2 separate regions of the Homo sapiens genome follow, and region 1 is linked to region 2. Evidence: chromatin contacts called from ENCODE Hi-C or POLR2A ChIA-PET data. All regions are on one chromosome and are shown on one strand. Each heading gives the region's core, a stretch centred on a gene start or an enhancer-like site at or near the end of the contact. The rest is flanking DNA. Distances are from core to core; before and after follow the strand shown.

Region 1 (3,137 bases), core at 68-2,567, 52 kb before region 2:
CCTCCACCCTCAAAGTAATGTTCTATCTGACAGGCTCCTCTCTGAGGGGGGAAAAATGACAAATCCAATCCAAAATTCAACAGCCTGTGTTCTGTTCAGAGAGCACACAGTGTACTGTACAGCCCATAAAACTCCAAACAGCCTCCAGACACTGCCGCAATCGTCCTCCATCAAAACACTTTGTCTTGCATACAAAAATAAGATACAGCGCTGAACAGAATACAAAATCAGCCCATTACAGTACAGGGAGACTGCTACTTAGCAACGAGGGGGCTCTAAAGCCTCGATGCTCTACAGGAAGCAAAATCTGTCGAGCCTGTTGGGCAAACGATAAACATTAGCAGTATTAAAAAACACAAAAGCCATGTAAATGGATAGACATAATGTGGAAACAAATTTATAGAATAAATTGGGATGGGGGATTTGCGGGGTGGGAGGAGATGCTGGGATCCAGAGGGGTAGATGGAACGAGCTTCCCCAACCCCTGCTAAGGCACCATATGGAGACAGAGACATGTGTATTTGGGGGCAGGGACATGTGAACCCCCTCTTCACACAGGGGCTGTAGGTGAAGGGGTGGGAGAGAACTGGTGAAAACACTGTTTAAAACCATGACCTGCAATGAACTTTCCCAACTTTCTCGGTTCAGCTGGCCTGACTAGGACCGGGGGACCCAGGCACGCAAAACCGCAGCACTAAGGTGGCAGTTACGTGGGGGATTTATCTGCCCTGGGGCCAGCATCGCACCCAGCACCATCATGGAACCTGATACTTGCTGTAAACAAAATCCCTGGCCAAAAAACAAAAACCAAAAAAAACAAAAACAACCCACACAACAAAACCAAAAACACCCCATCTGGGCTGGAAAATCAGTATATTTCATCAGGTAAAGGGGAAAAATACTCTGGCTGTGAATCAGCAGCAGGGTTTCGGATCCCAGCCAAAACAGGAGCTAAAAAGCAAAACCATATTCTTCTGGTCTCAGTTTAGGCTCTTGAGGCAGAAAGCGAGAAGGGGTGGGGGTGGGGTTGGGGGGGGACTGAGGACGGGTTGGGGGGAGAGTAAAAGGGGAGAGGAAAGAAATGTATTTTTCATCAGCCAGTGTATAATTTATAAACAGCATTAAACAGTTTTTGTTTTCCTTTTCCTCTCTCCCGTGTACGGGCTTGGACGGTAGTCAAGCCTGCATTAATTTCTGCTTTGGGTACAGTGTGTTCTTGGAGGCGCATCTGCAAGCGATCATAAACTCTCTGGAATGCTGGCAGAACATCCAGACCTGCCGGCAGGCCAGTGACGACACCACTCTGGGAAAAAGTTCGGGAAGCAAGCCAAATTCAGAGTAGGGAGAGAGAGAGAAAGAGAAGTGTGTTCAAGAGCGAGCTGGGGGAAAGTGGCTCCCTTCACCCTTTCCACTCTCTGCATCCGCATCACCCATGCGGACCGAAGGGAGGGCAGCCTGGCCTCTGAGCCACCCCCATCTGATCTTCTCCACTTCCTTGACCCAAAAACCAAAGGCGCCCCCACATAAGGAATGTGGAGGGAGTCAAGGAACATGAACGAAGTTTCTTCCTGGTCATCTCCCGGGTTTGCCCTGATGGTAGGAAGCTAACCAGAAGGGATAGCTGGTATTGACTGGAGAGTGGGCAGAGGGTGCATGGATTGGCCATGGGCTCTCACAAGCCTGGGCAGCCCCAAGTCTCTTGCTCTGAGCAGATACCTAATCTGGGAGGAGAGAGGTGAATGGGAGGAGAGACAAGATGAGGGGAAGCCATCTTTGGACTCAAAGGCACCTCTCCCATCATCAGCGTGGGGACCACCTCGCACTGTCTCCTCCCAGTCACAGGGAATTTTCCAGCTACCTCTCTTCCCCCATCTTCTCTGTCTTTGAGGAGAAGAAACTGAAACCCACAGCTCAGTGCTCCAAAAAAGAATAAATAAATAAAACAGAACAAGGACAAGCCACAGATCTTTGCCATCTTGTAATGCTTTTCTTCTTCCGTCCAACCGCGACAGAGGAAAGCCTAAGAGATCCAATCTGAAGGACTCCTCCAGCCCTTTTCCCTGCCAGGAGGATGACCCAGGTCCCAGGTGATAAGCCCCAGCCACTCCATGCTGCTGCTGAAATCAGAAAATCTATCAACGAAAGCCTTCATTCTTTCCCCATGGCTCTAACTCTGGGGAAGAGCCTCATCTCAGGGATGCTTCTCAACAGCCAGGGCCTACAGTGCCTGACAAGGGCAAGAGAGGAGTGGAAGGATGGGGCCTCCCACCTGGCAGAATGGGGCCACAGGGCCCTAACCAGCACAGAAGGCACAGGCCTCTCAACACTCCAGCCACACCCCAACACAGACGGCCAGTCTTCAAGTTCTCCAACAGGCTTTATTCACCTTATATTCTAGCCTAGTCTACATAAAAAAAAGCCCAACAGTCCCTTCTATTCCAGACACAAAAATATGTCACCCTCTTACTCAGTCCTTCAGTGGCTCTCCAGTGCTTCAGGGAGAATGCAGATCATTTTGCTATTCCTTCCACAGATGTATCTCGTCCATCTCTTCTAAACCCTGCACTCTGCTCTCTCCCTGCAGGCCCAGCCTACACTCGCAGGTTACACCACCCACTTCCATAGGTGGCTTCGGCTTCCCCTCACCGAGTCCTTTCAAAATGCTGTTCTGTTACCCTCTGGCACAAAACACTCTCCTACTCTGAATTTCTCCTAGATTTCTTAGCACTTTGCACACATTACCATCTTGTATGATGATTGCATAGTCATACTCATCTCCCACTCTAGACTTAAGCTCCTTGAGGGCAGGGATGTTGTAGCAGTCTTCACTGTTAAGTGCACAGAGCCTGACACACAATTCGTGCTTATTAAACATCCTCTGGCTCCAAAAATGAATGACACTCCCAGAATAGGAGCAGGCCACATGAATACTCAAACCCTAATCGTATGCAGCCGAGTCAAAAATAGGGACAAGCAGTTCTAGGCATGCTCACTTATAAGCCACCAGGACGTTAAGCCAAGCTGTGGGAAATCTACCTAATGGGAAACCTTACACTGGCCCATCTCAGAACCAATTTGAGTCACTGCATGTGTCTGTGGTCTCTGCATGGACACCTCAGAGCTAGGAATCACTTCTC
Region 2 (3,004 bases), core at 321-2,820:
GGAGCCTACATTTCAACTAGGTCTTAAAGACTGGGTAGAGCTATGAGAGAGAACAGTAGGACTGCCTTCTGGACAGGTAACTCTTAGGAAAGGTCTCCTCAAGTAGAGAAATCTTTATGGTTCAAGTACATGCCAAAAGGACAATATTTCCCTTAGACAGAAGGGGTGTTTTGACGACAGCCAACTTTTTTACAGGAAGAAAAATCAATCTTTTAACATCATTCATTCTCACCAGTCTTTCTCCTCTTCCTCATCCCTCCCTTCCTCATCTTCGTGCCCTCTCTATCCCTCCCTTGCTCTCCCTCTACCTTCTCCATCTCTCATTATCCAAATACTTTTCCAAAATTTAGATTATAAAATATGACCATCAGATGCTTTATAAAATCTACGCTACAGACATCATTGTGACATTTTTTAGTTAAATAAATAATAGAAATGTTCTGTGATGAAAGGAACCATAATCAAAACTGTAGGACAAATGATAGACTGGGAAGAATCTTTGCCATGCATTTGACAGATAAAAGATTCATTTTTCTGATTTATATCGAAAGAGAACCAACAAATGTGCAAGGAAAAGGCAAAAATCCGAAAGAAAATCATGCAAAAAGTTTTAAATTTTTGATGTAGTCAAATTTACACATCTTTTCCTCTATAACCTTTGGGTTTTATTTACAACCTTTTACATATCTATTATATTATTTACAATATACATCCCCCACAAAAAAATTGACAAATGGACACCAGAGAGAAATTCTTTCTTTATTGAAGTGCGTCTGGAAGCCTCAAAAAAAAAATGTTTAAAACAGACTTGGGGTAAAAGGGGAAGAGGAAGAATGTGTCTCAACAGTAGCCAACAAAAACATTCAAGATAAATAAATTCAGCATTCTGGCATCTGTGGACCCAGAAAAACTAGGTTGCAGATTAACTTAATTAGGAAAACCACCCACAACAAACCAATAGCACCAGGAGAGGGAGACGGAAAGAAGAGACTGAAAGAATGAAGCTTTGTCAAAACAGAGGTGTCAGAATCACAAGTAAAATAACTCCCAAAGGAACTCTCAGCCCTTCATAGGACATGGTGGTCTCTGCATCTCATTCATAATGTTTGCCTTGGCTGAGGTTCTAAACCACAAAAACATCTGTACAGAAGGAAGCAACCAATTTCAGTGAAATCATACTGGAAACCTTTAACATTATTTAGCGTCATTTCATGAGAGGACAATGCAGTTAATGTTCCCCACTGGAAGGACCGTCTTGTGGTTCGCAGCGCTAGGCAGTTTCTCTCTTTCTCTCTATTGGTTTAAATGTGAAAGAGAAAGAAAAGGGGGATTTCAGAAATGGAGGGAAGAAAGAAATAAACCATCTAAGGAGCACAGCCAATTATATAGGTTGGCTTTAATTTTCAAACTAGTGCTTAAATACCAATGGTATTATTGCCTTTAGCTCTCTGGAAACTACAGTGTAATTAGGTTCACTCAACTTAACTTAAAACATGCCCAGTCATTAAAATTTTTCTTGATCCAGCCAAGTTATCTCGCGCGTGCACACACACACACACACACACACACGCAGCACAGATCTCTAAGCCAAAAGTACATCACGTCCCCAAGAAACGGCAAAAACATGTCACTGCTTTTTGGAAATCATGCTCATGTTTTGTGACCTTCCTTAAAGATAATGTTCTCACGATTAATTAATTTATGAATAGTTTTCCCCCCAACATGCACAACAGGTTCCATGCAAATTCTTGAGCTTTTAAATTATACTGTTAATGAAAGCAAATAAAGGCAGTTAAAAGGCAATTTGCTCAATTGGTGTTAATATTTAAGCACAGCATGTGTAAAAACAAGATCACAGAATTCAGTTTTTACAAAGAAAACTTTAACCCAACTTCATTTCCAAAAGATTAAACATGTTGCCAAGAATATTTTCTCCCTCTACCCTTCAGCATCAGGTAATGAAGCTTTTTATTACGTAAATATTTCACATTAACCTCATCAGTTTCTATCACTTATAAATTCCAATCTATAAAATCAAATCAGCTTAATCATGTTTAGATTAGATCCTGCATCCTGAAGGCAAACTAAATTATTTACATCCTCACTCTCCTTGGCACATTCAAGCACCAAGACTTGAAGACATCAGAATAGAAAGGTTTCCTCTGCCTTCCTATTCCCGAGGTCTCACTGGCCCTCCTTCTTTAAATCTGCATCAGTGAAACCAACATAGCAGCCTTGGCATCGGCAAATTCTTCTAAACCAACCTCACGCAAAAGCCCTAAAAGTTTACTGGCTGGGCAAAGGCTTGGCCGTGGCTTTCCCTGGAGTATTTCTAGATTCCCCTACGAAAAAGAAAACTTCCCAGGTCAGATTAGTAACAGTAACTTCCCTGGTGACCCCAGATTGCTGCCTTGGGGGACTGTGCACAGGTTGCCACAGAAGACTGCTCTGTGACTGATCTTTGACCGTAGGGTCTGGCTGAAATGCTCCACATCTCCAAGAAAGTCTGAGCCCTTCATAGGGCTAGGAAAAGGGGGTGGGGGCACAGTGGAAAGGGTTCGCTTCTCCATGACATGAGGGGCTCCACCAAGAGCCCTAAATACCGCCCCCCAGCACACACATTTGCACCTAAGTCCCCCACATTCTTCACGCCCCTTCTCTGAGAGTCTAGTCCCCTCAAAATAGAATTTCAAAATGTTACAACGTTAAATAGATGTTGAAGGCCCTCAAAGGAGTTGAATTGTGGGCTCCTTCCAGAAGTCCTCCTGTGGCCCCCGTCTGCTCTATCCTCCGGTCCTGCTCTTCTAACATACTTCAGTTTCCCTTGCTGCTCTGCCCAGCTGTTCAGCCAAACCATGATTTCCTTCCTTTCCCTCAACATACCACACTGTCTGAGAGAACCAAGTTCCCTAAGAGAATCATTCCAGTTTGCACTGCACCAACTCCATGAAGCCAGTTTTCTGTCAGGACTGCTGGAAGGATGGCCCCCAGACAGCTCTCTCTG

The links. A loop is a pair of places that touch in the nucleus more often than their neighbours do. ChIA-PET counts read pairs that join two places held with the same protein, here RNA polymerase II (POLR2A). Pooled maps may share reads with other maps.
Region 1: a loop to region 2 is called in a map of endothelial cell of umbilical vein, with 5 times the contacts of the local background. The contact joins two enhancer-like sites. A Hi-C loop is called at or near these places in 16 of 168 maps with a recorded cell type or tissue (CD14-positive monocyte, CD4-positive, alpha-beta T cell, CD8-positive, alpha-beta T cell and 10 more) and 19 of 50 pooled maps. POLR2A ChIA-PET finds 5 or more read pairs at or near these places in 8 of 52 experiments (A549, B cell, BJ and 5 more).

The regions. Positions count from the first base shown.
Region 1 is chr11:114,161,096-114,164,232 of GRCh38, reverse strand. The region is part of intron 3 of ZBTB16 (zinc finger and BTB domain containing 16); the gene reads right to left. Among named protein-coding and RNA genes, the nearest start is that of ZBTB16, 100 kb to the right of the region's middle. RefSeq lists an enhancer at 1-2. Within about 2 kb of position 1,317, at least 27 of the 41 ENCODE cell types and tissues checked have a DNase peak (open chromatin) inside an H3K27ac peak, as active enhancers do; they include endothelial cell of umbilical vein, gastrocnemius medialis, heart left ventricle and 3 more, where a contact is called at or near this core.
Region 2 is chr11:114,109,722-114,112,725 of GRCh38, reverse strand. All of the region lies in intron 2 of ZBTB16 (zinc finger and BTB domain containing 16), which reads right to left. Among named protein-coding and RNA genes, the nearest start is that of ZBTB16, 52 kb to the right of the region's middle. RefSeq lists a silencer at 1,293-1,493. Within about 2 kb of position 1,570, at least 13 of the 41 ENCODE cell types and tissues checked have a DNase peak (open chromatin) inside an H3K27ac peak, as active enhancers do; they include endothelial cell of umbilical vein, gastrocnemius medialis, heart left ventricle and 3 more, where a contact is called at or near this core.